2 separate regions of the Homo sapiens genome follow, and region 2 is linked to region 1. The links are chromatin loops, found by intact Hi-C in ENCODE. Cell type or tissue: A673. All regions are shown on one strand. Each heading gives the region's core, and the rest is flanking DNA. Links, peaks and the distances in the headings are about the cores only.

Region 1 (16,416 bases), core at 7,787-11,786:
AAATGTCCATTAATAACAAAGTCAGTATTGACAAGTTTTTGCACACATAATTAATCATTATATCTAATCTAAGAAGGCTACGAAACTTAAAAACATCATCGATGAGGGTAATAGAACAAACAAACAAAGCTCTCATGAATGGCTGACCTTATATGAAAGTAAATGAAATTATTCTAAAGCTAAAACAATGCAGAACTGCGAATTTAGAGAGGTGATTTAGTAATGGAGCCAGTTTCTGCCGTAACAACTTTGCCTAAGTTTTAAGAAACCACAGAATCTAAAGATTCAAATTATTATTATTATTATTCAAATTATTATTATTCAAAAGCAGAAACAGGGTGATGCCTTCTATGAGTAAGTCTGAAAAAAATCTATCCAGGGGAAAATGTGAAAATACTTATTATCTTCACGTTATAATTCCAAACTACAAGCTCATATGAGTTTGTCACTAGAATTCATACTACATCTAAGCTCCAAAATCCCAAGAAAAAAATTAAACTCATTAGTCCTTAGTTAAGATTCCCTTGTGTAGCCTGAAAAAGCACAAATAAAATCATCTCTGAAAGAAGACACTTTAAGTTCACCACCAGAGACAAGACTCTGATTGCTTGCTGGCTGGCTGGAGATAGTGTGTCCCTGACATCATGGAGGTCACACTCTAGTGCCCCCCCAGTACACTTGCCAACATCCACCAGAAGTATATAAAAGAAAGGACACACATATGCTATGGTGAGCAGTTATGTGTTGGAATGAATGAATGGAATCCATGTTAACAAATTGAAGAAAAATAAACATGATTATATTAATATAGCCAGAAAAAAAGCACTTGATGAAAGTCAGCCTCCATTTATGACAAAATTTCTTATACTAAGCATAGAGTGATAAATCCTTATCACAGATAAACATACATCAGTGTGATGACATACTCTTTTGAATCTATATTTGAAATACTTCATGACTAAAATTTTTAGATATTAGTGTTCTATTTGATTGTAATTCATAGTCATATCTGGTAATCTTTGCTCTAAATGGCTCATTTTGTAAGTAGTAAATGCAAATATATTGAGTAAAAATAACCTAAAAATTAATTTTGTGCAAATTCCAGGATGTTTAAAAATGGCCTATATTAAAGCATAACATTTATCACTTTCAATTATAGATAACTTTAGAATGTAATTTGAATAATGCACATAGGTATAAGTTCTTATAGTTTTTATTTGAGTGTTTTTAGTTCATTTTTTAATAACAGCTTTATTGAGGTTAGTCACATCCCATAAAATTCATTTTTTAAAGTTCTCAGTTCAGTGTTTTTTAGTATATTCACAGAGATGTACAACCATCTTCACACTCTAAATTTAGAACATTTCCATAACCCCAGTAAGAAGCTCTGTACCCAATACCATTCACTTCTCATTCCCCCGCCCCCCAGCTCCTGAAAACCATTAACCTACTTTCTGTCTTTATGGATTTGCCTCTTCCAAATGTATCATATAAAAGTAATCATTTAATATGTGACCTTTGTGTCTGGCTCCTTTCACTGAGCATAATACTTTCAAGGGTTATCCATACTGTAGTGAGTTTCAATACTTCATTTTTTTAAATGCTGAATAATATTCAATTATATAAATATGCCACATTCTTTATCCATTCATCTGTTGATGATTATTTGGGTGGTTTTCACTTTTTAGGTGTTTTAAATAATGTTCGTATAAATACTTGTGTACAAACTTTGGTGTGAATGTATGTTTTCAGATTTCTTGAGTGTATACCTAGAAGTGCAATTGCCAGTTCTTATTTACATTTTGAGAAACTGCCAGACTGTTTGCCTAAGTGGCTGCACCATTTTACAGTTCCACCAGCAGTGTATCAGTGGTCCATTTTCTCCACATCCTCACCAACACTAGTTATTGTCTGTCTTTTTTATCTTGGTTGTCTTTGAGTATGAGGGAGTATCTCATTGTGCTTTTTTATTTTTTTCTAATCACTCATGGCATTGAGCATGTTTTCATTTGCTTATTGGACTATTATAAATCTCCCCTGGATAAATATTTATTCAAATCCTTTACCCATTTTATGTAGTTCTTATTTTAAAATCAGGAGATACCTGTGCATGTGTATTTAAAAGATATATTGCATGATGCTGAGGTTTGGGGTATGACTGAACCATCAGCCAGGTGATAAACACAGTTCTCAACAGGTTGTTTGTCAGCACTTGCCCGTCTTCCTGTCTTCCTCCTCTACTAGTCCCCAGTTTCTATTCTTCCTATCTTTATGTCCGTAAACCTGATGTTTAGCTCCCACTTATAAGTGAGAACTTGTGGTATTTGATTTTCTGTTTCTACAATAGTTCACTTAGGATAATGGCCTCCAGCTGCATCCATGTTGCTGCAAAGAACATGATTTTATTCTTCTTTATGGCTGCATAGTATTGCATGGTGTGTATGTACCACATTTTCTTTATCTAATCCACCAAGATAAGCACCTGCATTGATTCCATGATTTTATTATTGTGAATAGTGCTACAATGAGCATACAGGTACATCTGTCCTTTGGCAGAATAATTTGTTTTATTTTGGGTATATACCTGATCATGGGATTGCTGGGTCAAATGGTAGTCCAGCTCTTAGTTCTTTCAGAAATCTCCACCGGGCGTGGTGGCTCATGCCTGTAATCCCAGCACTTTGGGAGGCTGAGGCAGGCGGATCACAAGGTCAAGAGTTCGAGACCATCCTGGCTAACACGGTGAAACACCATCTCTACTAAAAATACAAAAAAAATTAGCTGGGCATAGGTGGTGTATGCCTATAGTCCCAGCTACTCTGGAGGCTGAGGCAGGAGAATGGCGTAAAACCTGGGAGGCGGAGGTTGCAGTGAGCCGAGACCGTGCCACTGCACTCCAGCCTGGGAGACAGGGTGAGACTCCGTCTCAAAAAAAAAAAAAAGAAAGAAATCTCTAAACTGCTCTCCACAGTGGCTGGACTAATTCACATTCCCACCCAGAGTATACAAGTGTCCCCTTTTCTCCTCAGCCTCACCATCACCTGTTTGTATGTTTTTATTTTTGATTTTTGACTTTTTAATAATAGCCATTTTGACTGGTGTAAGTTGGTATCTCATTGTGGTTTGATTTGCATTTCTCTGATAATTAAAGATCCTGAGCATTTTTTATATGTTTTTGGGCCATTCATGTATCTTTTTATCAGAAGTGTCCATGTCTTTTGCCCATTTTTAATGAGCTTTTTGCTTATTGATTTCTTTAAGTTCTTTATAAATTCTGGATATTAGACCATTATCAGATGCATAGTTTTTATTTTCTCCCATTTTGTACGTTGTTTATTTACCTTGTAGATAGTTTGGTTTGCTGTGCAGCCCTCAAGTTTAATTAGGTCCCACTTGTTAATTTTTGTTTATGTAGCAATTGTTTTTGAGGACTTAGCCATAAGTTATTTCTCAAAGCTGATATCAAAAAGGGTATTTCCTACACTTTTTTCTATGATTTTTATAGTTTAAGGCCTTACATTCAATTCTTTAATTGATCTTGAGTTTATTTTTGTGTATGATGATAGGTAGGGGTCCAGTTTATTCTTTGTCATATGGCTAGCCAGTTATCCAAGCACTATTTATTGAATAAAGTGTCTTTTCACCATTGTTTGTTTTTACCAACTTTGTTGAAGATCAGATGGTTGTAGGTATGTGGCTTTTTTTTTTCTGAGTTCTCAATTTGGTTCAATTGATTCATGGGCCAGTTTTAGCACCAGTACCACACTGTTTTGGCTGCCATAGCCTTGTAGTATACGTTGAAGTTGGGTAATGTGATGGCTCCAGTTTTTTGGGGGTTTTTGTTTGTTTGCTTTTATTTTTTGTTTGTTTGCTTATTTTGTTTGTTTGCTTATTTCTTTGGCTATTTGGGCTCTGTTTGATTCTATACAAATTTTTAGAATCATTTTTTCTCCTTTTGTAAAAAATGTCATTGGTAGTTTGATAGGAATAGGATTAAATCTCTAGACTGTTTTGGACACAATAGATATTTTAACAATATGAATTTTTCCAATCCTTAAGCATGGAATGTTTTTCCATTTGTTTGTGTGTCTCTGATTTCTTTCATTGGTGTTTTTTAGTTCTCCCTCCTTGGTTACATGTAGACCAAGGTATTTAATTAATCTTTCACCTCCTTGATTAGATGTAGACTTAGGTATTTAATTTTTTGTGACTTTTGTAAATGAGATAGTATTCTTGATTTGGTTCTTGGATAGAATGTTATTGGTGTATAGAAATGCTACTGATTTTTGTGTATTGACTTTGTATTCTGAAACTTTACTGAAGTCATTTATTAGTTCTAGGAGACTTTCAGCAGAATATTTCAGGTTTTCTGGGTATAGAATCACTTTGTCAGCAAAAAGAGGTAGTTTAACAACTTCTTTTCATATTTGAATGACTTTTATTTCTTTCTCTTACCTGATTTTGGTTGCTAGGGCTTCTAGTACTATGTTGAATAAAAGTGGTGAGAGTTGACATCCTTCTCTTGTTCTGGTTCTCAAGGGGAATGGTTCCAGCTTTTGTTTGTTCAAGTATGTGGTTGGCAGGGGTTTTGTCATAGATGGCTCTGGCTCTTATTATTTTGAGGTGTGGTCCTTAAGTGTCTAGTTTGTTGAGGCTTTACCCATTTTTAATTGAATAATTTGCATTTTTGTTGTTGAATTGTGAGGGTAATTCATCTATTCTGGATACAAATTCCTTATCAGATATGTTATTTACAAAGATTTTTTTCCATTATGTGGCTTGTCTTTTCTCCTTGGAAGCAAAAAATTTTAATATCAATGAGGTACAATTTATCTATTTTTTTCCTTTGTTTCTTATGCTTTAGGTGTCATATTTAAGAAACTATTGTTTCTTGGTGACTAATCCAAAGTCACCAAGATGTACTCTTCTATGTTCTAAGAGTTTTATAGCTTTAGCTCTTATACATGTCTATGGTCCATTTTGAGTTAATTTCAAACATGGCATAAGGTAAGTGGTCTAACTTCATTTTTTTGCACGTGAATATCTGGGTGATCCAGTACCATTTGTTGAAGGCTTCCTTAAGTTTTAATAAATGAGAATGGGTAAAAGAATTCAAATGGGACTGCCTAAGCTTCACTCACAAAATTCTCCCTCAGATGTAAACTAGAACTTGCAGAGAATGTGGGAACTTCACTCAAGTTTGTAATTCTGAAACAAGCTGAGCTGGTGCTTATCCATTCCCACCAACATATGGAATCTTGGTGGTATATGGAATCATTTCATAAGTAAACCTCTCACAAAACTAATCAATTTCCCACTGGCCAATATACTTGCTAACATTTTTAGAATTTTAACTCTAGTCAACAGCCACATTTACCTCCTAACATAGAAATATTTAACCATTCAATAACTAGACATATCTTGCAAGCTCAGGTGTCAGGTGAACCTGTAAAAAGCCAGGTGCTGGAGATCCAGCAGTGAGTAAGGCAGAAATGGGCTCTGTCTAGACAGTCTATCCAGCATTTCTCACAAAGCAAAGTGCAGTGTTTTTCTTTCTCTCTAAAATGATTCTTGTTTTATTTCATTTCATACATGTATTTATTTAATCAAACTAAGTACCTACAATGTGTCAGGCACATTCTAGGGAAGGGTAATAAAACAGTTTGTAAAAACAGAGAGTGTCTTGGTCTCATGGGACTTGAAACCTAATGATATGGTTTGGCTATATATCCACCCAAATCTCATCTTGAATTCCCACGTGTTGTGGGAGGGACCCAGTGGGAGGTAATTGAATCATGGGGGTGGGGTCTTTCCCTTGCTGTTCTTGTGATAGTGAATAAGTCTCACACGATCTGATGGTTTTAAAAATGGGAGTTTCCCTGCAGAATCTCTCTCCCCTTGTCTACCACGATGTGAGATGTGCCTTGCACCTTTCGCCATGATTGTGAGGTCTCCCCAACCACGTAGAACTGTAAGTCCATTAAACTTATTTTTCTTCCCAGTCTCGGTTATGTCTTTACCAGCAGCATGAAAATGGACTAATACGCCTAATGATGGAGATCCATATTTATCAAATAAACTGGACAACAAGTACTCAACTACAACTGTGACAGCTGCTGCAAAAATTCCCGATGTTGTCAGAGTCTATAATAAAGGGATGGATTTTACCTGTCAAAATCACGGAAGATATTCCCTAGGAAATGCCACTTGATCTAAGATTTGAATGATTAACAGGTATTAACTAGCAAAAGAAGAATGAGATCAACTTTCCCAGACCAAAAAAAAAAAAACCAAAAAGCTAAGCAGATACAAATTCCTGAATAGGAGGAAGATGGCTACTCTGAGCATATAGGAAAAGATAAGGCCACATTCAGGAATTGTGTTTTTATCCTTAAAAAGGAGAATGATATTCAAGAGATATAACTGTCCCGACGGAAAAGCAATTTTCCAGGCAACAAAGTACTACCCAGAACCTAAGTGTATTTGTCTGTTTCCTCGCTATTAAGTCAGAGTGAGAAGCTTCCACCTGAATTTGGAAAGTGATCCTCAGGTCTTTCGTTATGCTACCTGCTTTGATGTACTTCTGGCTATTTGTTTCACCTGTATGATTTTATGTTTCTACTTTAGCAGTGTGCTATTTGTAGTCAGTTTAGCTACTAGACAGTAGCATGACATCACCAAGGGGGCTTCACAATACAATTCAAGCCACACCCCTGCTCATGATTTTCAAAGCCCTCAGAGATCGGCTCTGTGAAGATAACTGGCGCAGGTCCAGAGATTCTATCTTCTTGTCCCTACTCTGGCACAAAGAAGTTTTAAGTTCTTGCACAAATTTCTTCACCTTACTTGGCCTCAGTTTTCTTATTAGGTAACCTCTAACAACTTTCTGAATTTCTTTTGTATTTGAATATGGCCACTCTTCTTACCATCTCCAGAGATATTTCAAATTAGCCTAACTAAATATTTTAAAAATAAAGTAGCCCACGCAAAGAACATGCTATTCATTCCATGCATTGAAACACTGTGCTATCATTTAGAGCGAGGTTATAAGTCGACCCCCTCCAGAAATTCCTGAAATGCCAAAAACAGTTGGCTACAGAGAGCAGAAAAAGAAATGCTCAAATGACCCATGAGAGTTGACTCTCCTCACTCAGTGTAAATTGTTATTCACTTCCTGTGAGTGGGCAAATTACTGTTTACAAAGCTATTATGGGTCTCATTAGTTGTCATTATTATTTATGGATATCACAGCAATTACCAAAGTGCCTCTGTGCACTTTACCTTGGAGTTCTTTCTTTAATTAGTCATATTGAGTGTTACTAGCTGACCTCCTTGCATAATGGATAAGGCAAAGGAAGTACACAGTAAGGTGATTAAAAACAGGATCTTTGTTGTAAGGAGGGGAAAGGAATGAGTCTGTGAGGATCAATCAGTGACACTTCATCGCCAATTGCCAACTGCAAATTTACCTATATAGAAACCAAGAGAAATTACTCTGTTACACATGTAGAATAATGACATTTTGATGGACTTCCCCTCCTCCAGGGAAAGAGAGGAGTGACTCTGTCTTACAGAGCCTAGAAAGCAGGAATTAAATTGCCAGCAAGACTCCTATTAGCCTATTATTTAAATGTTTAACCCAATGACCCGGTGAAGCATGATTAATAAGAAATCTGTCCATGGTATCAGTTTATGTCGATGGGACTCATTGTCAAGTGGCACAAGCACATTGCAGACTTCTAATTTATTATTTAGGCTGATATGTCCTTGTGATTCACTTGAATACAAAGATTGGTATGTCTATATCTAGCAATTTCAGACTCATAATGTAATAATTTTTGTTTTGTTAATGTAATGCAATTTTTGCATCATCTCTCAAACAAAAAAATTAGGTATAAAATATGTGAAAGAGGGATTTATATTTTCTATATTATATAATACTTGCTACTTATATCAGTCAATCAAAACTACTATTAAGCACCTACCATACTCGCCAAAGTGTGGTAGTTGCTAAAGTGAAAACTGGAATAATAATAATAACAACAAAAGAGTAATTACCTGTTATAGTAAGTATTGCAACAGACTAGCAATAATAGTTTTAAAAAGGAAGAAATGTATTAGAGTAATGCTATAGGAAAATGTCCATGTAGGAAATAAAGGTTGAACTGAACATAACAATATATCTTGGCAGGTGTATATAAAAGAGAATAATAACTCAGACAAAGGGAAAAACCAATAAAAATGAAAGAGTGAGATGACCTTTATTATAAGTTTTGAGTCAGTGAGAAGCTTCTCCTAAAAGGTTCCTTATCAGAAGTAGTGAAGAAATGTTGACTAGGAAACACAGAAAAAACATATAGAGTAAAAGCAAGAAGAGTGTAAACTTAATGTTGTGCTACCAAAAGACAGTATGGTAATAATAATTTATAAATGTGGCTCTTGACATTTCTTTCAAGTATTCCCACATCATTTATTTGCAAAGGGCAGACAAAACATTGTCATCATTCTTGTTTAACAGATGAGGAAATAGCCTCATTACAAGTAAAAGACTAGTAAGTGACATCCACGTCTTGTTGAGGTGGTCTGACTTCTGAGGCAGGGATCTGATAACTTTATGGGCTTCACAGAGCAGTAACAGTGTGAACGTGTCTGTTAAGGACAATGAGTTTTACTGAATAAACAGGATGGATTGGAGAGACACGAATTCGGAGTCAAAGGCAGATAGAACCAGTCATCGGCTTCAGTGTCCTATCTTGTGTAAAGTGGTGAGAACATATATGAAATAGTCTAAGGTGAAGTGTGTGATGAGCAAAGAAGTCTAAAGCATAAGGAGGATAATGATGAAACTAACACATATTAGAATTTTGGTTAGGAAGATAGAATTTTGTGGGGATTGAATTCATATTTAGATTTGGACATTTGAATAAAAGGTGATGGGAAAATGCCCAAATGGAAACAGAAATATATACCACGTGAAAAGATAAGCTTAAGACACAGCATGGAGGTAATTGTTGAAATAATGAAATGAAGGAACTCTGTGGAAGTGGCCTGGAGAACATGATGAGCAAAAGCTAGAAAGCAAAAGACAGAACAAAGCCTTAGAGAGCAGTCACATGGAGGTAACAAAACATTGAAGAGTGTGCAATGTGAGGAGCTTCCAGTCCCACAATGGCAGCATAAAAGCAAGCTGGCTTCACTCCTCCCCACAGAAAACCAAAACCAAATATACAACACTGAGATTATCACCAGCAGTATCCCAGAACTGAAATATGAGGATGAGACAGTTCCTGGAGCCACAGAGAAGTGAAGAAAAACTCCAAGCAGATGGTAAGAGAACTGAACTTCTATGCCAGTGATGCCCGGCCCCACAATCTGCCCTGCACCAAGCACACAGAAAAATTTCCCTCAACTCCCGGTTTCTACAATGGAAAAAGTGAGACCAAGGTGGACAACCAGTTTCCCATACCAGGAGACCTTTCATTGCCTCAACCCATGGGAAACATCACCAGTGCCTGAAGTGAGAAATACTCCAGAAGACAGTCAGAGACAAAAGGTGGTCTATAACTTGGGTAAAGGAAACATCCGATCAGAGTGGCTGTTCAATAGCACCACACTATAGGAGGTGCATTCCAAAGGTCCACTTGGCACAAACTCCTAGAAGCTTTTCCACACTACCAGGATATCCCCTTTGAGAACTCCCTCATTCAGGGCAGGGAGTGCTCTGATTGTGTACTAAATCTGAGGCAAACCTGGGCTTATGCCACCATCTAGTGCCAAATATGAGGTAATGACCTAGCAGGAAAGAAAGAAAGGAAATTCTAAAATTACAAAGAAACTCTAAACAAATATATCCAGGAAAAGTCAAAAATAACACAGAGAAGACAGGAATAGATAGCTAATACTTCAATGCAAAGGCATAGACATATACTTGCAAGAAGCAAAAGCAAACAGAGAATCATGACCTTTCCAAATGGGCAAAGCAAGAAACCAGTGATGGAGATTAATAAGATGGAGATATGTGAGCTCTCTAAGCAAAATGTAAACTTAGCAGTTTTTAGGAAACTCAGTGATCTTCCAGATAACACAGAAAACCAATTCAGAAATTTATCAGAGAAATTTAACAAAGAGACTGAAATAATTGAAAAATAAAATAGAAATCTTGGAACTGATAAATACATTTACTGAACTGAAAAAGAATTATTACAAGCTCTCAACAGCCAAATGGATAAAGGAGAGGAAAGAATTTGTGAGCTCAAAGGCAGCCTATTTAATTGAAAATACACAGAGCAGAAAGAAGAAAAAGAATGAAAAGCAACAAATATCAAATACAAAATATAGAAAAGTATCTCAGAAAACCAAGTCTAGGAATTGTTGGTGTTCAACAGGGAGGTGAGCAAGAAAAAGGCTAAGAGAGCTTATTTAAAGAAAAAATAACAAAAAACTTTCAAAACTGGAGAAAGATATAAATATCCAAGTACAGGAAGATCAGAGAACAACAAATAGATTCTACCTAAGTAAGACTACCCCAAGACATGTAATACTCAAACTCTCAAAGGTCAATGACAAGGAGAGGATTCTAATATTCTAATAGCAGCAAGATAAAAAGAAGCAAATAACATATTTTTTAAAATCCTTCCAGTTGATCTGGCAACAGACATCCCAGATGAAATTATACAGGCCAGGAGAGAGTGAGATGATGTTTTAAAAGTGTGGAAAAAAAAAAAAAGAAAAAGAAAGAAAAAAAAACCTGTCATCCAAGAATGCAAAATCCAGCAAAGCTATCCTTCAAATACAGAGAGATGGTCTTTCCCAGACAAATAAAAACTGAGAGAATGTATCACCACCCTTCTGATCTTATAAGAAATACTGAAGGGAGTTCTTAAATCTGAAAGAAGAAAACACTAATGTGCATGAAAACAAACAAACAAACAACAAAAAAAAAATTGAAGATATAAAACCCACTGGTAAAATTAAGTGCACAGACAACCCCAGAATAGTCTAATTCTGTAATTGTGATAAAAATCTGCTCATAATGAAGCCCAGAATACAAATCTATAAAAAACAATAATATGCACAGTTACTTGTCAAGAGATAGGCAATATAAAAATATCTAAGTTAAGACAACACAAAAGCCAAATGTGAAAGGAATTAAGTTAATTTGCAGAGGATTTTTAAAATTTCATTTGTTTACATTATTCTCTTTGCCATCTAAGATGTTATCATCTCTTTAAAATAACTTCATGTGTCTGTAAGATTTTTTTGTAAGCCTCATGGTAATCATAAAGCAAAAACCTATAATAGATCATACACAATAAAACACAATGAATTGAAACATACTTCCAGAGAAAATCATTTAATCCCAAAGAAGGCAACAAAAAGGAGAAAAGGAAGAGAGGAGTTACAAACCAACCTGTAAAAAAAAAAAATCAACAAAATGCCTATAGTAATTCCTTATTTAATCGGTAATAATGCTGAATGTAAATGGACTAAATTCTCTAATTAAAAGACATAGAGTGGCTGAATGGATAAAGAAACAAGACCCTACTATATGCTGTCTACGAGAAGTGAACGTTACCTATAAAGACACACATAGACTGGAAATGAGAGTATGGAAAAAGTTATTCTATACAAATGGAGACCAAAAAAGGGAAGAAGTAGCTATACTTACATCAGATAAAATAGACTACAAGTCAAAGACTGTAAAACCAGACAAAGAAGATCACTATATACTGATAAAGGTGTCAGTTCAGCTAAAGGATATAACAATTATAAATATCTATGCATTCAACATCAGAGCACTCAAGTATATAAAGTAAACATTAATAAATCTAAAGAGAGAGATAGACTGTAATGCAATAATAGTAGGAGACGTTAACACCCCACTCTCAGTAATGGACAGATCATTCAGACAGAAAATCAAAAAGGAAACATTGGAGTTTCTTTTCATCAGCACATGGAACATTCTCCTGGGTAAGCTACAGTTTAGGCTGCAAAAAATATCTCAACAAATTAAAAAAAAGTAGAAATAATATTAAATATCTTTTGTGACCACAACAAAATAAAACTAGAAATCAATAACAAGAGGGTTTGAGCCTTGGAAACTACACAAAACAAACACATGGAAACTAAATAACATGCCCTTGAGCAAGCAATGGGTCAATGAATAAATTAAGAAGGAAATTTAGGAATATCTTGAAACAAATGACAATGGAAATACAACATATCAAAATCTATGGGATACAGCAAAAGCAGTACTGAGCGAATTTTATAGGAATAACCAAAAGTAGAAAGACTTTAAATAGACAACCTAACAATGCACCTCAAGGAACTATAAAAGTGAGAAAAAATCAAGCCCCCAAAAATAGAAGGAAAGAAATAATAAAGATCAAAGCAGAAATAAATAAAACTAAGACTAAAAAAAATAGAAGATCAAAAAAAAATTTTAAACTGGGTTTTTAAAAATATATTTTCAGCTAAACTAAGAAAAAGAGAGAAAAGCCAAATAAATACAATCAGAAACAAAAAAGAAGACATATCAACTGAGACCACAGAATAAAAAGAATCATTACGGACTAATATGAACCACCAGATGCCAACTAATTAGAAAACCTAGAAAAAATGCATAAATTTCTGGACACATGCAACCTACCAAGATTGAAAGATGAAAAATTAGAAAACCTAAACAAACTGAAAACAAGTAATGAAATAGAAGCCATAATAAAAAGTCTCCCATCAAAGAAAGCCCAGGATCTGAGGAATAAACTGGTAGAGTCTACCAAACACTTAAAGAAGAACTAATGCCAATTCTACTTACATGCTTCCAAAAAAAATAAGAGGATAGAATATTTTCAAACTCCTCAAAGAAGCCAGAATTACTCTGATATCAAAACCAGAAAAGGACACAACAAAAAAAGAAAATTACAGACCAGTATAATTAATGAAAATAAATGCAAAAAGCCTCAACAAAATACTAGCAAACCAAATTCAACACATTAAAAAGATCACTCACCATACTCAAGTGGGATTTATATCAGGGTTGCAAGAATGATTCAACATATGCAAAATATTAAACGTGATATATCACATTAACATAAGCAACAACAAAACCATATGATCATTTCAATAGATGCTGAAAAAAGCATTGAATAAAACATCCCTTTATGATAAAAAAAAAACCATCAACAAACTGGGTACAAAGAGAACATATTTCAAAATAATACAGTCCATATAGCAAAAACTCATAGCCAATATCATACTGAGTGGGGTACATAAAAGCCATTTCTCTAAGATCTGAAACAAGACAAAGATCTTCACTTTTATTATTTTTGTTTGACGTAATACTGGAAGTCCTTGCCAGAGCAATTAGGTAAAAGAAGGAAAGAAGGGAAGGAATTAGGTAAAACAGGGAAGGGGAGGGGAGGGGAGGGGAGGGGAGGGAGAGGAGACATCCGAATTGGAAAGGAAGAAGTTGAATTAGCCTTGTTTGCAGATGACATGGTCTTACATTTAGCAAAGCCTAAGGATTCCACCAAAAAAAAAAAAAGCAGTTAAAACTGATAGTTGAACTCAGCAAAATTACAGGACACAAAATCAACATAGAAAAATCAGTGGAATTCATATATGTCAACAGAGAACAATCTGAAAAAGAAATCAAGAAACCAATCCTATTTACAATAGCTACAAAGAATACTAAATACTTTACCCCAAAAGTAAAGATCTATACAAAGAAAACTATAAAAACACTGATGAAGAAAATTCAAGAGGACACACACAAAGAAAGAAAAGATATTCCATGCTCATGGATTGGAAAAAATTAATATTGTTAATATGACAATACTACCCAAAACAATTTACAGATTCAGTGCAATCCCTATCAAAATACCAATGAAATTCTTTAAAGAAATAAAAAAATCCTAAAATTTATATGGTACCAGGAAAGAACTGAAAATAGCCAAAGCAGTCTTGAACAAAAAGAACAAAGCTGGAGGCATCGCATTACCTGATTTCAAATTATACTGCAAAGCGATGATAACCAAATCAGCATGATACTGGCATACAAACAAACACATAGACCAACAGAAACAAATAGAGAACCCAGATACAAACCTACACATTTACAGCTAACTCATTTTCTACAAAGGTGGCAAGAACATACAATGGGGAAAGGACAGTCTCTTGAATAAATGGTGCTGGGAAAATTGGATAACCATATGCAGAATAATTAAACTAGACTCCTATTTTTAATCATATAAAACTTTAATTCAAAATGGGTTAAAAACTTAAATCTAAGGGACTGAAACTATGAAACTACCAGGAGAAGTTTCCAGTGGGAAACACTTCAAGACATTGGTTTGGGCAGAGTTTTTGGGTAAGACCTCAAAAGCACAAGCGGCAAAAGCAAAAATAGACAAATAGGATAACACCAAGCTAAAAAGCTTCTCCATAGCAAAGGAAACAATCAACAAACAGGCAATACATAAAATGGAAGAAAATATTTGCAAACTATCTGACAAGCGATTAATAGCCAAAATATATAAGGGGCCTAAACAGCTCAGTAGCAAATAAATAAATAATCAAATTTTTAATTGGGCAAAAGATATGAACAGACCTTTCTCTAAAGTAGACAGACAAATGGCAAACGGGTATATAAAAAATATTCAACGTCATTGTATTAGTTTGTTTTGTGCTTCTACAAAGGAATGCCTAAAGGCTGAGAAATTTATCTTTAAAATAGAAGTTTATTGGCTCACAGTTTTGCCGGCTGTACAAGCATAACAGCAGCATCTTCTCAGCTTCTGGTGAGGCCTCAGAAGCTCTTACTCATGGCAAAAGGTGAAGGGGGAGCAGGCTTGTCACATGGTGAGACAGGGAGCAAGAGAGAGAGCAAGAAGTGCCAGGCTCCTTTAAACAACCACCTCTTGCATGAACAAATAGAGTGAGAACTCACTACCACAGAGAGAGCAAGCCATTCATGAGGGATCTGCCCCTATGACACAACACCTCCCATTAGGCCCCACGTCCAGCATTTGGGGTGTCAGATTCCAAGATGAGATTTGGAGGGGATGAAAATCTGAGCTATATAAATCACTAATCATCAGAGAAAAATAAATCAAAACTACAACGAGGTACGTTTTCACCCCACAGATAATAAGTATTTAGTATAAGATATCTATCTATCTATCTATCTATCTATCTATCTATCTATCTATCTATCTATCTATCATCTATCTATCTATCATCTATCTATCTATCATCTATCTATCTATCTATCTATCTATCTATCTATCTATCTATCTATCTATCATCTATCTATCTACCTATCTATCTATCTTATAGTGGCCTTTATCCAAAAGGCAGGCAATAACAAATGCTGGAAAGGACGTGGAGAAAAGGGAACTCACATACAATTTTGGTGGGAATGTAAATTAGTACAGCCACTATGGAGAATGGTATGGAGGTTCCTCAAAAAACTAAAAACTACAACTACTATATGATCCAGGAATGCCACCATTGAGTCTATATTCAAAAGAAAGGAAATAAATATACTGAAGAAATATCTGGACTCCCATGTTTACTGCAGCACTTTTTACAATAGCCAAAATATGGAATCAACCTAAATGCCCATTAACAGATGGGTGGATAAAGAAAGTGTAGTATATATAGACACAATAGAATATTATTCCACCATAAAAAAGAATGAAATCCTGTCATTTGTCATGGATAAAATGAGGGTCATTATGTTAAGTGAAATAAACCAAGCACAAAAAGACAAATATTGCACGGTCTCACTCATATGTGGGGGTTAAAAAAGTGTATCTCATAAAGATAGAGAGTTAATTAGTGGTTTCAAGTGGCCAGGAAGGGTAGGGAGGAGAGCGATAAGAAAAGAGGTTCAATAATGAATACAAAGATACAGTTAGAGAAAAGTAAAAGGACCTTGTGTTCAATAGATCAGCAGGTGACTATAGTTAACATTAATCTATGGTACATTTCAAAATAGCCGGAAAAGAATAATTTGAATGTTCCTAGCATAAACAAAAAACAAATATTTAAGGTGATGGATAATCCAATTATCCTGATTTGACCTTTATACATTATATGAATGTATCAAATTATCATATTTACCCCCAAAATATGTACATCTACTATGTGTCAATTTTTAAAAAATTAAAAGGAGAAAGTACAATGAAAAATTATCCCTTTAAATGAAATGAATGAAAACTATATATAAGTATCCGTGACTTTTCTATACAGGTGAAAATTGTTGTCACAACAACTAATGAATATTCCATACCAAAGGCATGTGTTTCTAAATAAAGGGAAAAAAAAGAGTATCAGTAGAAGAGTGGGCCAAGTAATTGCAACCCAGCTTATAATTTAATGACTTTAGTTTGTTTTCTAAATATATTATGCTTT
Region 2 (16,416 bases), core at 5,309-9,308, 330 kb before region 1:
AAATAGCCTTTTTCCCTTAATCATCCTAACAGTGGTCATGAAGGGTCAGGCCAAATAGTGCTTTATGCTGGAGGAATAACTCCTTTCAAAGTAATCTGGAAATTTGAGATAGGGATTTCAAGAAACCAGATTGTTCTAAATGTACCTCTTGTTTAACTGCAAACACACACAAGAATTGCTTGATTACCATAGTTACTTTGGCAGATTAAAGAATATTAATTATTTAGACTTGAGAAGTTGTACTTGACAAGTAATTAACGTTATTTTAAAGATTCACATAATTTAATTTGAACTAAACAGTTTACTCTAGTTTGATTTAATATTCAGGTACAAATTGGATGTCCTAAATAAAAGGACTAGATTTATATTTCTTATGACTAAATCTGGCTTATAGTCGTATTAATTTTCATTTATTTACATTAGCCTTAAAATAATTTTTATAGGATATAATCATAATGATCTTGTATAGGACATCTCATAACGAGGGAACTGAGGAGACTCATCTCTCTGAAGGTAGAATTGCATCTGTGGCATAGCAGACAGGTAGAATGTTATAGTATGCTTCATAATTCCATGTATTCCATATCACTATGTGTATTAAAATCTGTAGATAATTGAATGTTTAAGATAATAGTATGTTTTAATGATACTACAGAATGCACAATGTCTTTTCTTTCAGTATATGCTAAATGCAAATTAGCAGTTATTACAAAGGTCATTCAAGAGCAAATGTTTCAAGTTCTAATATACTTAACATCTTTGAGAGGAAGGGTTTTACAGTGAAGCAATCTATTTTTGAGTTACAAGAGGGGAAGGTAAAGGAGTATATTTAAATAAGGAAGGTAGATGAGTGCAAGATGATTTTATAATAGAAATAAATTTGAGAGATATAGCTAAGTATAATTTTGCATTCTCCATGGCCCAGCCCTATTCTATGGTTAGATCCTTAGAGTTATATTTGAATCATTGATAAGACTTCGATTTTACAAAATTTGCCGCACTTTATATGTTACCTGTAGTTTACCTTTACTTTCCAGGCACTGAAGAAGGCACTACCTTATTAATATTTCAAATAAACTAAATGGTATTGTGTATATATATGTACATGTGTGTATTATAGATGTAAGTTATATAGGAGAATTCAATCTGCTATCTGAGATCTGAGATGCAGTGATTAAATCAAATTAAAGGTGAAACTGGAGGCTATTCACTCAAGTAATCTACCAGTAAGTGATACCAAATTAATTTTCTTTGCCTTTGATGAGACTCTGTGTTATGTTTTTGTGTGCATCAGTTTATATATTAGAGTTTGAGGGGAAGTGGAGCTCCAAATTTATGGTAACAGCAGTTTTCTTTAAAGCATATCAACAGAGATGAATTGGCAGAGTCTTCATTCACCATCTTTTATACAATATTGCCCTCTATGGGAATATTGTAAAATATTGAATATTTTAGCAGGGTGATAAGTATATTCTTTCATACACTCCTGTGTTCATCACATGATTTTTCTTTCCTCTTAATTTAATTACTTTGCTCTTTCCCACCCTCTAACAGGTATAAACAGCTGAGCTGACAAAAAAATTCATCATTGTTTTATTATATAGTAGGTTTAGAGTATCAGAATTCATTTTACTTTATTTATTTTACATTATATTTAATTATTTGTTTGGTTTTCTTTTGTAAAATATCTCTGTTTTCGGAGTACTATATTTTCATTTACTTCATATCATCTCATTTATGATAATTCCTTTTCAGAAAAGGGAAACACCAATTAAAGTTCTAAAATAAAATTATACTTAATATGGAAGACAAACAAATCATTTTACATAAAGGAATATTTAGAATTTACAGTGCCATTCTTCTGATTCTATAAATGCAAACCAAATTACAGTAATGTATAAAATATTTTCAATTCTTTAAAATATATGACAATATTTTTACTAAAATATTTTTATTCATGAATAATATTAGGAAGATTAAATGACATGGATTCTAAAAAGGAAAACTAATCTGGGTCTTCTTATCCATGGGGAAAATTGCTTTATAATGTATCTTTGCATCTTCCTTTTGAAATGAATTGTTGCTTCTATTTGTGACATACAGAACTGGTGCAACAGTTTCATTGAAAATATATTTGTAGGGGAAATGTTAATTTCTGGTTCCCTATTTTCTAGCTTTGGGTTGCCATCATTCGTTCATTCATTCATAAATTTATTTTTTTAAATGTCAGTAACTATGCCATGGCACTGCTCCAAGTATTAAGGATATAAGCCTCAAACAAACAAACAAAAACAAAAGAGATTATCTCTGTCCTCAAAGAATAAAGACTTCATTGCTAGCATTATGTGTGTGCCTACAAATCAGGCAACAATAGCAATATAATGCTGTGTACCCCATTGCTAGCTGGTTACAGAGGGCAACACTGGGTTTACAGGTCTTGGAATACAGCATGACTTAGAATTCACAAGTATTGCTTCTCAAGCTTAAGGAAACTTTCAGCCATTGTTGACTTGCTTTAGAACATCTCATGTTCTTATACCACTTCCTCACAACTTACCATCTCAACATGGTCCCCCAACACACACACACACACACACACACACGGCTTAAACCAAATAGGAGAAAGAGTGACAGCATCCAGTGAATTACCCCAGAGTGACGATAATTTACAGTGAGGCACTGAAGCTAACAGGACAGAAACTGATTTGCTAAGGCTTAGTAAAAAATTAAGATTTCCCATGCTGATCAGAGCATTAGCCAAATAGTTCATAAATGAGATGTCTTTCCCTGAAGGACTGGAGCAGGCGGAAAACAAATGATATTGGGATATTTAAAATACAAAAAATTTGGTAACAGATGAAAGAAAATATCCTATATGACAAAAAGAATTTTATCAAACTTATCACTGTGATGCTATGATTCTGGTCTGCAAGTAGCTTTCTCACTTTGAACATTTAGGACTTCAAATTAGAGAATGTAAAATGACTTGTAAGGCGTAAGTCAAAAGGAAATCACCATCAAACCCTAATAAAATTTGGCAAATGAAAATTCCAAAGAAAAGAGAAACAAAGAAAGAAACAAACTGAAACTACCTATCCTAGATAAAACTTATACAACCCCTATAAGGTATTTAAAGATCCTACTCTGATGAGACACTCCCGCTGGAGTTGGGGCCCAATTAATGCGCTTTATGAACTCTCCTCACCTTTGTGTACCCTCTAAAAGAGAAACTAACTGAAAATTCTCATAGCAAAGATCAGACCATGGAAAAATCATAAATTTAATTTTTACTGTCCTCCCCCACCTCACCCTGGGTCTCTCACTTGAGTGCTAACATTTTAGTGACAACAAAATTTCTTATGATGCAATGGTGTTTTGGCCAACAACTGCTATTTATTAAAAATCATGTTCCTTTAAGTAGTTGTCTGCCAAACTGGAATTGGACTGTTTAGTCTGTTTGTTCCCTCACTTGGCCTTTCAAGTTTTGCATCTTCAAAGGATTTATTTGAAGCATTAACATGCTGATTTCTCTCTTGCTACAACAATGCACTAGAGTGATACTGGCAAAAAGATTCTTTCTTCCAACCTGCTCTTCCTATTTTTTTCCCTTTTTCTAATAACTTGCTAACAAGAGATCCAGATGTGTAATAAGATAACATCTAAGTCTGTGACTGGGGTGTTTGTTATCCACGTAATGCTATTTGGCACTTACGATTTTTTTATCATGTATTATGATACCATTGAAGCAAAAGTGACTTTATGCAACTTCTTTCTCACATAAGTTCTTATCCTAACAATTGCTAGCAGAAGATTTTTTTCTCTTAATAAAAAGTTTTTGTATTAGTCACTCACAGCCCAATTAGAGGCTTCCCCTGCTCCCTGAAGGCATAAACTTTGAACGTAGAAGTTTCTTTTATTCATGCTTTTTCTTTTAAAAAAGAGTTATAGCCTTTCGTGTTGGTACAACAGGATAGTTGCTCATGTTAAAAAATAAAATTAAAAGAAAAGGATATAGACAGAAAGTGGTAGTGTGGTAATAGAATCTTGTATTTATAAGTTTTAGTAGTGAAGACTGTAAATTAAACTAAACGCATTCAATCAAAATTGTGAGAACTATAAATTTATTTGGTTGTGCTCATTCAAAATTATTTTTGCTCTAAAAGTAACAAAAAAGATGAAACTTGAAATGAATAAAAATGTACATTTAAAGATCTAAATATCTTCTGTTTATAGCCTGTATATGCATGTGAATAATTTTTTAAAAAGTAGAAATTATGAAGTACTTGGAATCTTGTTTTAGTATTTTCTGTGCAAACCTTTATTTATTTTAGAGGCAAGCATTTAAAACTTACCATTAGTAACAATTAGCAGAACAAAATGAGAAAGAAAATGATGAAAATTTTTGAAATTGTTAAATTTACCGAGTTTTTTTGAAGTTTTCTAAGATTTTTATTAGTAGATATTACTACCCTCTCATTTTCACTGTAATAAAGACTTGACATACAAACAAAAAAAAGACCTTCCTTTTAAAATAAACATCTTTTTTTCTTCTATTGAGTAAGTATATACAAAGATATATGTGTGTATTATAAAGAACAAAGCGTATATATGTATTTATAAATTAAATTGAAAGTATATTATGTTCTTAGATATATGTTATAAGTGTATATTATATAATGTTTTCAATGTTTTTCACTTTTAAAATTTCCAAATAATGCATATAACACATACACATTTCTTGAACTTCCAAGGAAACGCCACTGAAAATTTAAAAGGTAAATTCAAAGATAAATTCAGTTGAATGAAAAGGTTTTGTAGTGGGCAAATACTACTTTAACTTTTGCTGAGTCAAGAGAGCAACTGAATAAAAATATGTGGAGCTCTAAAAGTTTATTAGTTCAACAAGTTCAATTCAATTTTTTAAAAATCCATTGAGGTCTTAATATAAGTCTGGACCTACATCTTAATAGATAAAAGAACAATTATATTATACTTTATAGAGTGCTTAAAGAAACTTAAAAGCATCCACTTTCTTCTTAAAAGTCAACTATAAGCAATTGGGTGAATGCTTTGCATTGCGTGTATTGTTGAAAATGAGCTGACTTGATGCTACATTTTGATATTTAAGTGCAAGCCCTGTAAATTGTGGAACACAAGTTAAATGATTTAAAAAATTAAAACACTTTGAGCAAGTAATTATTTCCTCTTTTCTCTCTTGTGTATTACATTTCTTCCCAGAAATGTCCAAGGTCATTTATTTCATTTTCCCAACATGACAGATGAGAAAATGATAAAAGATTACAAATTCACAAATATGTTTGTTTTAGTCATTTGCGAATACAATATACAAAGAAAAGTATAAGAAAAATATTCAAAATACTTTGAGGATTATTTTGTTTTGTTTTAGTGTGAGTGTTGTGAATTTCTCTGGTTTTCCCCAGGAATAGAAAAGAAAGCACTTTTTGGTGGGTTTCCATTCATTTATACATATGTATATGGTGGGACCCTCTGCCTTCAGTACTTAGTGTATTTCTGAATGAAAAATGAGGCAGGGAGAGTAAAGTTGGGTATTTTTTCCCTAAATTGAATTTTAATTACTCATCTCTGGATTTTTTGAATTTCAAAGTTCATGTTTCACAAATATTTAAAAGAATTTTACCTTTAATAAGAATATCTTCTATTAATATTTTATATAGCATTTTTACACTGTGAAAGTAGTTACCTCTTCAGCTTAAAACATTGTTTATAGTTTAATGCTAGAGAAGAAGTTGATCAACATTTTTCACTTGTAATCATCAATGGATATCAGCTCTAGTTTATCACTAGAGCCGAGGATATAAACCCTGCTCCATGTTTTAATGTGATGGGTTTTATCTTCAGATCACTGTGTTGCCATTTAGTTCCAATAAATGAAAATACTCTGATAAAGTGGCATTCTTGAGTTGTGAAATAGAACTATGTCAATAATATAAAGATGTTGAGCATTTATAATAGTTTTTCATTTAAATTATTTTTCTAAAGTTAAGACTTAAAAATAATTACCCAACTTGAATAAAGAAGAAGGCATTATTAGTAAGCCAAACTACATACAACAGAAAAATCTTCAATTGGCTTTTACAATTTATGCTATTTTATGTTATTTATCAACTGTTAGTGTTTCCCATGATGCTACTCTAGTAATAATTATTTTATTATGACATCTTTGAAATATTTAACTGCAGTTTATTTATCCATTTTGAATTTTGATGTGTATCACTCTGAAAATTCTGACTTGACTTCAATGCATCTTTGCATTCCAAATGTTTTAAAAGGTAGTAAGAAGTACCTGAACGCTTTAATTATTTTTAAAATATAAATTTTTTCTTTAATATATTTTAGCCTGTGCACCTGAAAAACTAACTGATACATGACCTATGAGTTACTAGGTTTTATTTATTGCTTATGAATAACTGGTAAATATTTTTTCTAACTTGCTAGATTTTTTTTCCCTATTCTCTGTATGGCATATGTCTATGGCTTGCTAACCCTCAAAACCTTGTGCAGTATAATAATACTAGTAATCCTGGATGCATTAAAATTATTCTTCTGAAAGACCACATCATCAATAAATGCTGAGTTTTGAAGGACTCCCTCCTACCCCTACCTTCCAGTCTTATAGAGGATTTCATTGAAACCACACCAGTATTTCAAGTGGAACTACTACGTACAACCAAAGACACCCATATACCTGAGGAGGACTTGGAGTTGAGAAAAGCTTGTAGTTCTGTTCTGCAACCTATTAGGGGTGTTGAACCAAATTCTCATTAGCCTATCTTATTCCACTAAATTAAATGGTAGAAACTAAGGGATGTACTAAAGCAAGAAAAGCCCAGGGAATCATGTAGTCTGGAATGAGGAGAAGTACCTGAAAGCACTTTACTTTTACTTTTACATATATCCTAATGAATAAGTTTAAAGAACTTTACATAATGTATATAAAAGTACTTGATAATATCTTTATGTGTTTACACGAATTAATAGAAAACAAAGAGCAGGTAATTTTCAACTTATATTGCCACGTTAAAAAGAAGAAAAGAGACATAGAAAAGAACTTTTCCATAATAATCCAGTAGTTTACCTTAATTACTAAAACAATGCACACAATAAATTCACACGCACATACTCTTTCTTTTCTTCTAACATTTATCATGGTCTAAAATGCTGTTATTAACTTCAGGACTATGTAGCTTACTAATACTTGTCCGAGTTTCCTATTGCTCATTGTTGGCTTTTGTTGAGTTTGTAATTTTTGTGTTTAACTGGCACACATTTACAGCAGAAAATCCTGCTTTGAACTTTTCTTATTTTGTCCAATAGAATCTCGTGGAACAGTGTCATAGCTGCAAAGTGGAATTCTATCCTCAAATTTCATAGGAAATAGTCGAACTGTACAATGAAAGATTATGCAAATCTTCAAGGAGCATCTAATCAATCACCGCGGTGTGAGCGGAATGCAGCCCATCGCTGAATTAGCTTCTGTTGGAATGTATTCATGTGTAACATCCCACTGACTGGATGACATCACAACAGCTCCAGGTCCTTGAAAGTCTTGAGGATGATTAGCTGAAGGAATTGGCTGTTTCTGCCAATCATAATCCGGCAAAGCTGCCTTTATAGTTCTGGAGATGTGAGAGAGAGGGAGGGAGGGAAAGACCGACTACAGCTAAACAAGAGGCACAGCAGCACTAGCAACAGCAGAGCAGGAGCAGCTGGTATTCCGGTGATTAAATAGTTCTCATAGCCTTTTTGCTGTACTCGGTCTGCTCCCTGGTGTAATTCTCGTGTCCAAGAAGGAAGCTGCATTTTAACGGTGTGCTGAACAGAGGTTTGAATCATTCCAGCTGGCTGCTTGTTTTGAAAAGGACAATGTGTGTATAAATAAAAGGACTCTGCTGGAAGAGTTCAGACACTAAGACTGGAGCTAGAGAGTGCTCTTGGAATATTGTTGAGGCAGATTGCATGAACTGAAAGCTCCTTCTAATTAACCTGGAGCCAAGTGAACCTGAATACTGGATATCTCATGTTCTAACACGGGATAAATTCAAGTTAGAAAAAGACAAAATATTGAAATGCTTCTCTAGGTAAGTTACTGCTTAATTTGCTGAAATCGAGGTGTGTATCATAAATGAATATGCGTTGCTTAGCTATGTAAACAAGTCGGACACAATAAAGTTTTATTTGTGAAAGATTTATGTAGAAGCAGATAATATCTTAAAACCAAATTCAATCTCCCTTTTCCGCATGTGTGTGCTTACCTGTCATCATGCTTTATAGAAGTTATATTTGCACGTAAGTAGAAAATACAGTCGTACATAAAAAAAAAGAGATACAACTTGATAAAATTTAAACAGTTGCCGGAACATTTGCATAGGAAATATCTTATTTGATAACAACTTTAGCCTTTTCATATTAAAAGCACCAATTTTACAAACTCAACATCCAAAGTTAACTGTAGGGTTATAAATGTTTCCCTAATAAGTGTTACTGAAAACATGGCATTCAAATTACCGAAGATGGGAACTCCTGTTTTTTGGACCTGAGATTTATAGGCATGCTCTGTACTAATGGTCTGCTTTAGAGAAACAGCTGTCACAGACATGTGAAATTGTATGTTACAGTCATAAATTGCTTATAAAGAAATAGGTGCTTTCCTCCTACCTCCTATTAGAAAAGAAAAATAAATTCTTAGAACAATATATGTCATATGCCCTAAGCATAGTTTCCTAGGAGGACAGAAAGCTTTATGGTATACCTCCAATTTCCTCAAGCACAGAATAAGTTGGAAAACAAGAAATGTTATTGGAATATGGTTTTACTCATTCTTTTCAATATTCTTTTTGAGAAAGCTAAATAAGGAAAATTAAACCTTATTTTTCTTAGAATTTGTCCTGATTAATAAAATACTATATTCTACAGAATTCCTGTCATAGTTTTTTTAAGTGATTATATGTTTTGTTTATTATGATAAGTTATACTGTGAGTTCTCATACAGCTTTAGAAAGTTTTAAGTTTATGTTTTATCATGTCTCTTTCAAACTCACCTTTGCTTGTTTTCGTGGTGCCTTTTATCAGAATATTTTTCATTTGCACAGTTTCATAAATGCTTTAACATAAATTGCATACCAAGATACTGATGTGTTTCTGTAACTCTCAGAATGATTTTAGTTTTCCACTTTCTCACCAACAACATGGTTAAAATCCTGTGAGGTTTCTGCCCCAAGAGGAAATTGATAAAGATGAAAGTTATTGTAATTGGTTGAATTTCCCCAAAACTAGGAAGCAATGAATTTTCCCACAACGATGTAAAGGTTTTTTTTTTTTTTTCATATCAAAAGAGTAATTTATTCTACTCTATTAAAAGTATGCCAGTTAGCTATATCCCAGTGTCACATAGGTTCTGTGCTGGTCATTTGTGTGCATGAGTGTGTGCGTGTGTGTGTGTGTGTGAGTAGCAAGTTTATGTAAAGAATATAAAGTCCACTGACTACAACAGTCTAAGTTTTCAACTGGAATTCATAAAAAACTAATTAATAAGCAAAATATAATTGCCATTTACATTTATCTCAATATATAAATGGGAAGTTAAGCCTACTATTGTTGACATTTTTAAAAATAAGAAATCGTATGACAATACATTATGATGATCAATATTAAACAATGTTTACATTGATAGACATCTCATAATAAGCTAATTGGGAAGATTTTTAGAAATTGAATACTAAGCAGAATGGGCCTTTTAACTCTATCTGAATGGCACCTGGTCACCACTAAGACTGATACATAAAAACCCTTTGAAAAAGTTATAATATATATGAGTTACTAATATAACTTGAAAATCACCCTTAGATCCAATTTAGAAACTCAGGCATTATTTTTAAATAAAAGGAAGGTAAAACCTCCTGAAAATTTGAATTTTTTAAATTGATTAATGCAAATATATAAATAATAAATAAAAATGCAAATATATGTAAATTACATTTTGTTTTCTCCAAGATAGGCTTATTATTTAAGAAATGTGTAATTTTAAATATATTATCCTAAACATCAAAAGGAAGTATATGGGGACTATTTTTATATATAAATATATTAAGTCATAATTTGGAATTTCTATAATTGATAATCAAAATAGAAACATATGCTCATGCTTATGTTCACCTCAGGAAAATAAGGATCTTTCATTTTTTATTTGAGATTAAAAACTGTTATACCTATTCTTTCTTCTCCCAAAGAAAAGCATTCTATACTTGGATTTAAAATAAACATAATTCAATCTCAATACTAACATTAGTTCTTAAACGTACTAAATAAATGTTTCCAACCCAGTAGAACAGTTGTCCCCAGTAGGTTAAATGTTCATATGATCCCCTTGTACTTTCTGTTTGAGTTGAAAGGGGGCCTTTGGAAATAAAATCCAAAGATCAAACTTTGTGTGCATCATTTACAAGCAATTACTAAGGGAGAAGAGAGAAGCATTTAGCATACTGTGTTCAAACTAGAAGATTCTGGCTGGTGCTGCCTTCCCAGATTTAGAAAGCAGCTGGGGAAACATAAAATAAAGCTAGAATATCAGCCCTGGCTGGAAGCCAAGACAGAGAAGCTGTGCACCCAGAAGGCTAATTCTTTCTGGGCTAAAATTCATTGATAATGCATTATGTTTAGAGTCTAACCTGAAGTGTTATTTTTTTTCTCCAGTACAAACTGTGGGATATTTAAAGAACAAATATATTTTCTAAGTAGAATTAAATTTTAAACTAACAAAGGTTTCTTCTTTATTAAAAGTTGCTCTGTTGAAAAAATGCAAATAAGCCTACCAGAAACTCCTATAAAATACAGTTTATTCTCAGGAAAAGAAAAAGAAATAACGATGAGATGCATCATCTAACCATGATCTTGGAGAGGCAGAGAGATCAGAAATGACACATATGGATACATGCCAAAACAAAGAAATGTGAAAGTTTTATTAAAATACCTGGCCTAGTAAAATTTACAGTAAAGATACACACACTAAATACTGTTGTAGCATATATCTTCTGAAGGTAGGCAGCAAACATAAGGTAAACTCTCATTACGTACCCCCAGATAACTAGGAAAAAGAGAAACCATGTTGTCTGTTGATTTATTTGAAGTTTACGAAGTGAGATAAATGGGTCAGGTGTCAGACACAATGCTACCGCCTTCAGCCATCATGATAAAACATCTAGCCAGCCTTTTCTTTAACACTTCAGGAAACTTTCAGCTATGCTGTTATGCAGGGTGTTAAATGCCCTATTTTTAAAAGTTATTTTCAGCAAGCTTAAGAAGTTAGAGGTGTTATTTGCAATGCAGAATGTGTACACATATATACAGGCATTTCTAATAGATATAGTTCTATTTCCAAGCTTTCTTTATCTCAGTTTTCTAAGGAAAACTATCACTTTCTAGAGGTGACAAATCTAAAATTTCTTTCAGAAATAATATTGAATTGAAAATAGATTTCCTCAAAAGCTAAAATAGTCTGAAAATGAATTCCAAACTCATCAATAGCCTCAGGCATTTCAAGGCAAAAATATTTTTTTGAAATGTGAATAGTAAATTACTCTTCATTCCAACAGGTAAACATGTTTGCTGATATAACTTAATGTATTTATTTTCTTTGCATTGTTATAGTTTGTCTATATTCATCAGTATTCAGAAAATTCATGCCATGAAATAGGTTTTAATAAAATAAACTACACATGACAGGCTAAATAATGGTTTTCAGGTGACCCTTTGAGGTCATTTACATACATAGGCTATTTTAGATATATCTTTTAAAAGAGATAATATACTTCATTAACACTAAATAAATAGTTATGTTTAATTAGTTGAAATTTTGAAAAATCTGAGAAAAAAGGGTTAAAACTATGTCTGAATGCTTGAGAATATAATTTGATATTGTACTCAGAAAACAGAAGCGAGACTTTTGTTGAGAAACAAAAGTGATGACTCTAGTGAATTATAGAATTGGGACTTCTGTACTAAATCCAATTTGTACTCTGTTTAGAAATTATTACTTTAAGTATTTGAAGAGTTCAATGAAGAAAGCAACTTTAGCAAGCTAATAAACACATGAGTTTTATGTGCGGCCACATGCTTCATTTGTTCCCAAATTAGAGGAATTTCTCTATTTTGCAAATTCCACCATCAATTGAACTTATGTTGTGATTTATTTCAAATATTTAGCCTCCTTTTAAAAAGTCCTTAATGGAATGCATCGTCAACTATAACTACACAGAAGTTGAAAGTTAGCTTGGCCAGGTTCACTATATTCAAGTAAAAAGTAAATGGAGAAATGCTTCCTTAATCTCTTTTCATTAGCTCCTTTCTTTCTTCTCTTTCTTTTACTCATTTTTCTTATTTCCCTTCCCTTCCTCTCTTTTTCTATTCTTTTTCTTTATTCTTTTCTCTCTTCTCTTCTTATTTTACCACTTTTTCCTTCCTTCCTCCCTTCCTTTCTTCCTTCCTTCCTTCCCTTTTCCCTCTTTCCTTCCTTCTTCCTTCTTGCTTTCCTACCTTCCTCTTGTCTTTTTTCCTTTCTTCCTCCCTTTTTCCCTCCTTCCTTTATTTCCATTCATTTTTGCCACTTCAGCTTACATGCTCTCTTGTGTAATTGGAAAGCAAATCACTCATCTTTAGTATTGTGGCAATTATTAATCTAATAACCTGGTTTGAACACAGAGTAAGTGGGGAAAATGAAGAGAAAGAGTGGGTTAAGTTGCAATAAGCAATCAAGGAAAAGTGAAATAGGGTGGGAGATTTATTTCAGAGAAATAGTGATGTTGACTTTAACATATGGGCTGTTCTTCCACCTATAAATTTCCATTTAATTTACTAAATTATTTAAGTGGAATTCTTTTTTTTCCAACACTCCCTTTTTAATATCAGTCACATCTTTTCCATATAGCAGATGCACCTTAGTGGTAAAAAATAAAATGATAATAATAAATATAAATAATTTTTCCTTAGAAATTTTAAATCCTCTAAATCATTTTTATATCTAGTAGTTTAAGGATATTAACATTCATAAGCAACCCAAAGGCCAACTGCCATGCTAGTGGAAGAAAAAGAGAGAAGGGAAAGTGATTTCACACATTTAGATGCTTTGGCTTGATTCTATTCCTGAATCAGAAATTCAGTTGTAGACTGCTGATCCACAGAATTTGTCATAGTTCATCAGACACCTCAAAAGAGTTCTTCTTCTTCTTGATGTATTGAATAGTCTTTCATGCCTACATAACAATCATTTAAACATCAGAAATAAATATAACATCACTAAAGATTAATGCAAGGAAAGGTAACAGATGCAGAGATGCATATGCTCCTGTGAATGCATATAACAGTCCTAATTCTATTCATTACTCTAAAGTGCAAGTGAATAATTAGAATCAGAATTTAAATTTGGTTTCTCAATCAATCTTTCACTAATAGTTATGTCAATTCAATTGAGATTCCCTGTACTGTAATAAGTAAAATAAAACACAATCAATAAATTATACTACCAACTTATCTAAAGTATTATGGTTCCTGATAACACAGTTTTTGAAGTTTCTTTCCTTGAAACAGGACATTTTCTTGATATCCATAGAAATAATGCTAAAATTGATCAATCGAGGTTGAACTCAATTCAATACTTAAATTACTCTATCTGTCTGGACATATTTTTCACCTTAGACAGAAAAAAATAGCTTTTTTACTTTTGCTCAATAATGTTCATAAAAATAAGGAAAATAAATATTTTCTATTATTTTTAATATGTGTCAGGCACCATGCAAGTTACTAGGGTGAACAAAATAGCTCTCAGGAGGCTTATATTCTCATGGTAGAAAACTGACAGTAAATAAATAAAGACCCCACAGTAGTGCCTGTGAGTGCTATAAAGATAAGTCAAGGTGGCACATTAAAAGCTGTATGTGAAAGTGATAGGACTGGTCAGGAAATGCCTTTCTGATAAGGCAGAAACTCAGTAAATCCATATAAAACATAGATGTCAAATTGAGTAACATTATTATTTTATCTTGTAGAAAAATGTGATGAGGAGTAGCAATTTCTTGTAATGTGCAAGCTGACAAGCTGAATTTTGTCTCTGTCTATTGATTATCCTCCTCAGGTCTGTGAAGTTGTTTGGGAGAATTTAAGATATGGCACACTATTTAGTGTCACTTTCTCTGGAAAGTAAAAAAACTAATCAGTTTTAGAAAATAGAAGTCTCACCTTTACTTCTATTCTTTATATTTCTAAGTATTAAGAAGTATTATGTGTGTAAATTATCTCAAATTACTGGTTTTTAAATTTTTTTCTCACAGACTGAAATTCAATGCTATTTATTTCCTTCTTTAATTTTATTTAGAGATAGGCTCTTGCACTGTCTGGCACCCAGGGTGGAGGCAGTGGAGCAATCATAGCATACTACAACCTCAAACTCCTGGGCTCAAGCAATCCTTCCACATCAGCCTCTCAAGAAGCTGGGACTATAGGTGCACACCACCTCACCCAGATAATTTTATTATTCATATTTTTTGTAAAGATGGGGTGTCATGTTGCCCACGCTGGCCTCGATTTCCTGGCCTCAAGCTATCCTCCTACCTCAGCCTGACAAAGTGCTAGGATCATAGGCATGAGCCACTGCCTGGTCTCAGTGCTATTACTAAATCTTACGTAGCAGAGGAGCTGGCTCCATATCTCATTCTCCCAAATTGGTGGCGGTAAGAACCAATATTCCAAAACATCACCCAGTTGGCTGGAATGATGGACCTAACATAATGAAATGAAGATCGATGTAATTCTTAGTATCCATGGGTCCATCTGTGAATTCAACTAACTGAAAATGAAAAGTATTTTAAAACATAGATGATTGTTTCTGTACTAAACATGTGCAGGCATTTTTTCCTGTCATTACTCTCTAAATAATACAGTATAACAATTATGTACATATCATTCACATCGTATTAGGTATCATAAGTCATCTAGAATTGAGCTAGAGTATACAGGAGGATGTGTATAGGCTACATGCAAATACTATGCGATTTTATACAGGGGTTTCAGTATCTCTGGATTTTGGTCCTGGAGGGTTAGGGGGTCCAGGAACCACTCCTTATGACAAGAGATGACTGTTTCTTTTTTAAAAAATTTCTCCAATTATAAAATTACCTCAAATTTAACAAGAACCAAAAGTTTGATGACACTAATACAATGCTAATACAAACTTAGAATGCATTAACAGAACCATAGTGTCAACATCCAGGAAACAGTTATCTGTGATCCTATTTAATACAAGTCTGACATTATTTGGCCTGTTCATCATTCTCAGTTTCCCGATGCCTCATGTTAATAGCAGTCTTCTATGACCTTCCTCTTCCCCCATGGTGAACCAGATATTTTTGCCCTACCCCCACACTGTTCCATCAGGGCACTTATTACCTTATGATGTAATTGCTGTGTGTGTGTCAGCGCTCCCCATTTATCCAAAAGCTTTTTGATGGCAGAAATGCTTAGAGAGTGCTTGACCAATAATCAATAGATACTAAGGGTTTGATAAATGTAAAATGTGAGAAGACATCTGGCAACTATGCTATATGAGTAACAGTTGAAAAACACAGTAATAATTAAAGGAAAAAAGCTAAAAGGGAGCAGTATAGTTATCTTTATATATTAGATACTTTTTTATGCAAAAGGAATTTGTTTTATGTTATGTGACGCTAGCAGACTAAGCTACGAAAGGTACGGAAGTTGTTTCTATGCAATGTCAGGTAAAACAATACTTCCTAAAAATCAGTGAGATTCTACTCAGTCAAAGCAACAAACACAGGCTGGAATGCTACCTGTTCAGAAGACTTTTGTGGAAGGAATTTCTGCCTTGCGTAGAAAATAAATGCTGGCTACCAAGATTTCTTGTTGTTTTTTGTTGTCGCACTATAAGAAGTATGGACAAAGGTTTTAGAATGAGCACTTGGCCCACCTAAATCCAGCTCTAGCAGTTGGCTGGAAGACTGGTCAACATAATTCAAGTAAATAACCACTGGGTAAAATTACACAGTGGAAATTACTCAGGATATGCCCTAGAGTAAAAAAGCAAATTTTCATAATAGAATTATTTATAAGATGTACCATTTTATAAAGAAAATAAAATAATACATTTCTTGAGTAAGTGAAAGTTTGTTTTTTATTGTAAACATATTATTTTACTATTCTTTTGAGACAGTCCAAGAAAGATAACATGTCAACATTAGAGGAATGAATAAGAAAAATAATTTTGCTTTCCATAAACTTCTAAATTTTAAAGAATGCAGAGATTGATTGACCTAATTATGATGCCTTTTTGTAGAAGCCTTCATGTAAACAAATGTGAATTAAAGATGAGAT

What was found. Peaks named below come from ENCODE experiments on the same cell type or tissue, not always from the same donor. Only the 100,000 strongest peaks of a DNase experiment are listed, where the experiment ranks them.
Region 2: it touches region 1 in a loop (5-fold over the local background); 4 of 110 quality-filtered maps call a loop at or near these places.

The regions. Positions count from the first base shown.
Region 1 is chr4:114,773,736-114,790,151 of GRCh38, reverse strand. No RefSeq gene overlaps it. Among named protein-coding and RNA genes, the nearest start is that of MIR577, 130 kb to the right of the region's middle. In A673, for the core only: a CTCF peak has its summit at 9,772 (motif pointing left); a DNase peak (open chromatin) is centred at 9,721.
Region 2 is chr4:115,105,148-115,121,563 of GRCh38, reverse strand. It overlaps NDST4 (N-deacetylase and N-sulfotransferase 4), which reads left to right and starts at 7,944. Exons shown (of 14, transcript NM_022569.3): 1 at 7,944-8,120. In A673, for the core only: no CTCF peak of the experiment used is centred there; a DNase peak (open chromatin) is centred at 7,543; H3K4me3 peaks cover 2,954 bases; H3K27ac peaks cover 3,535 bases.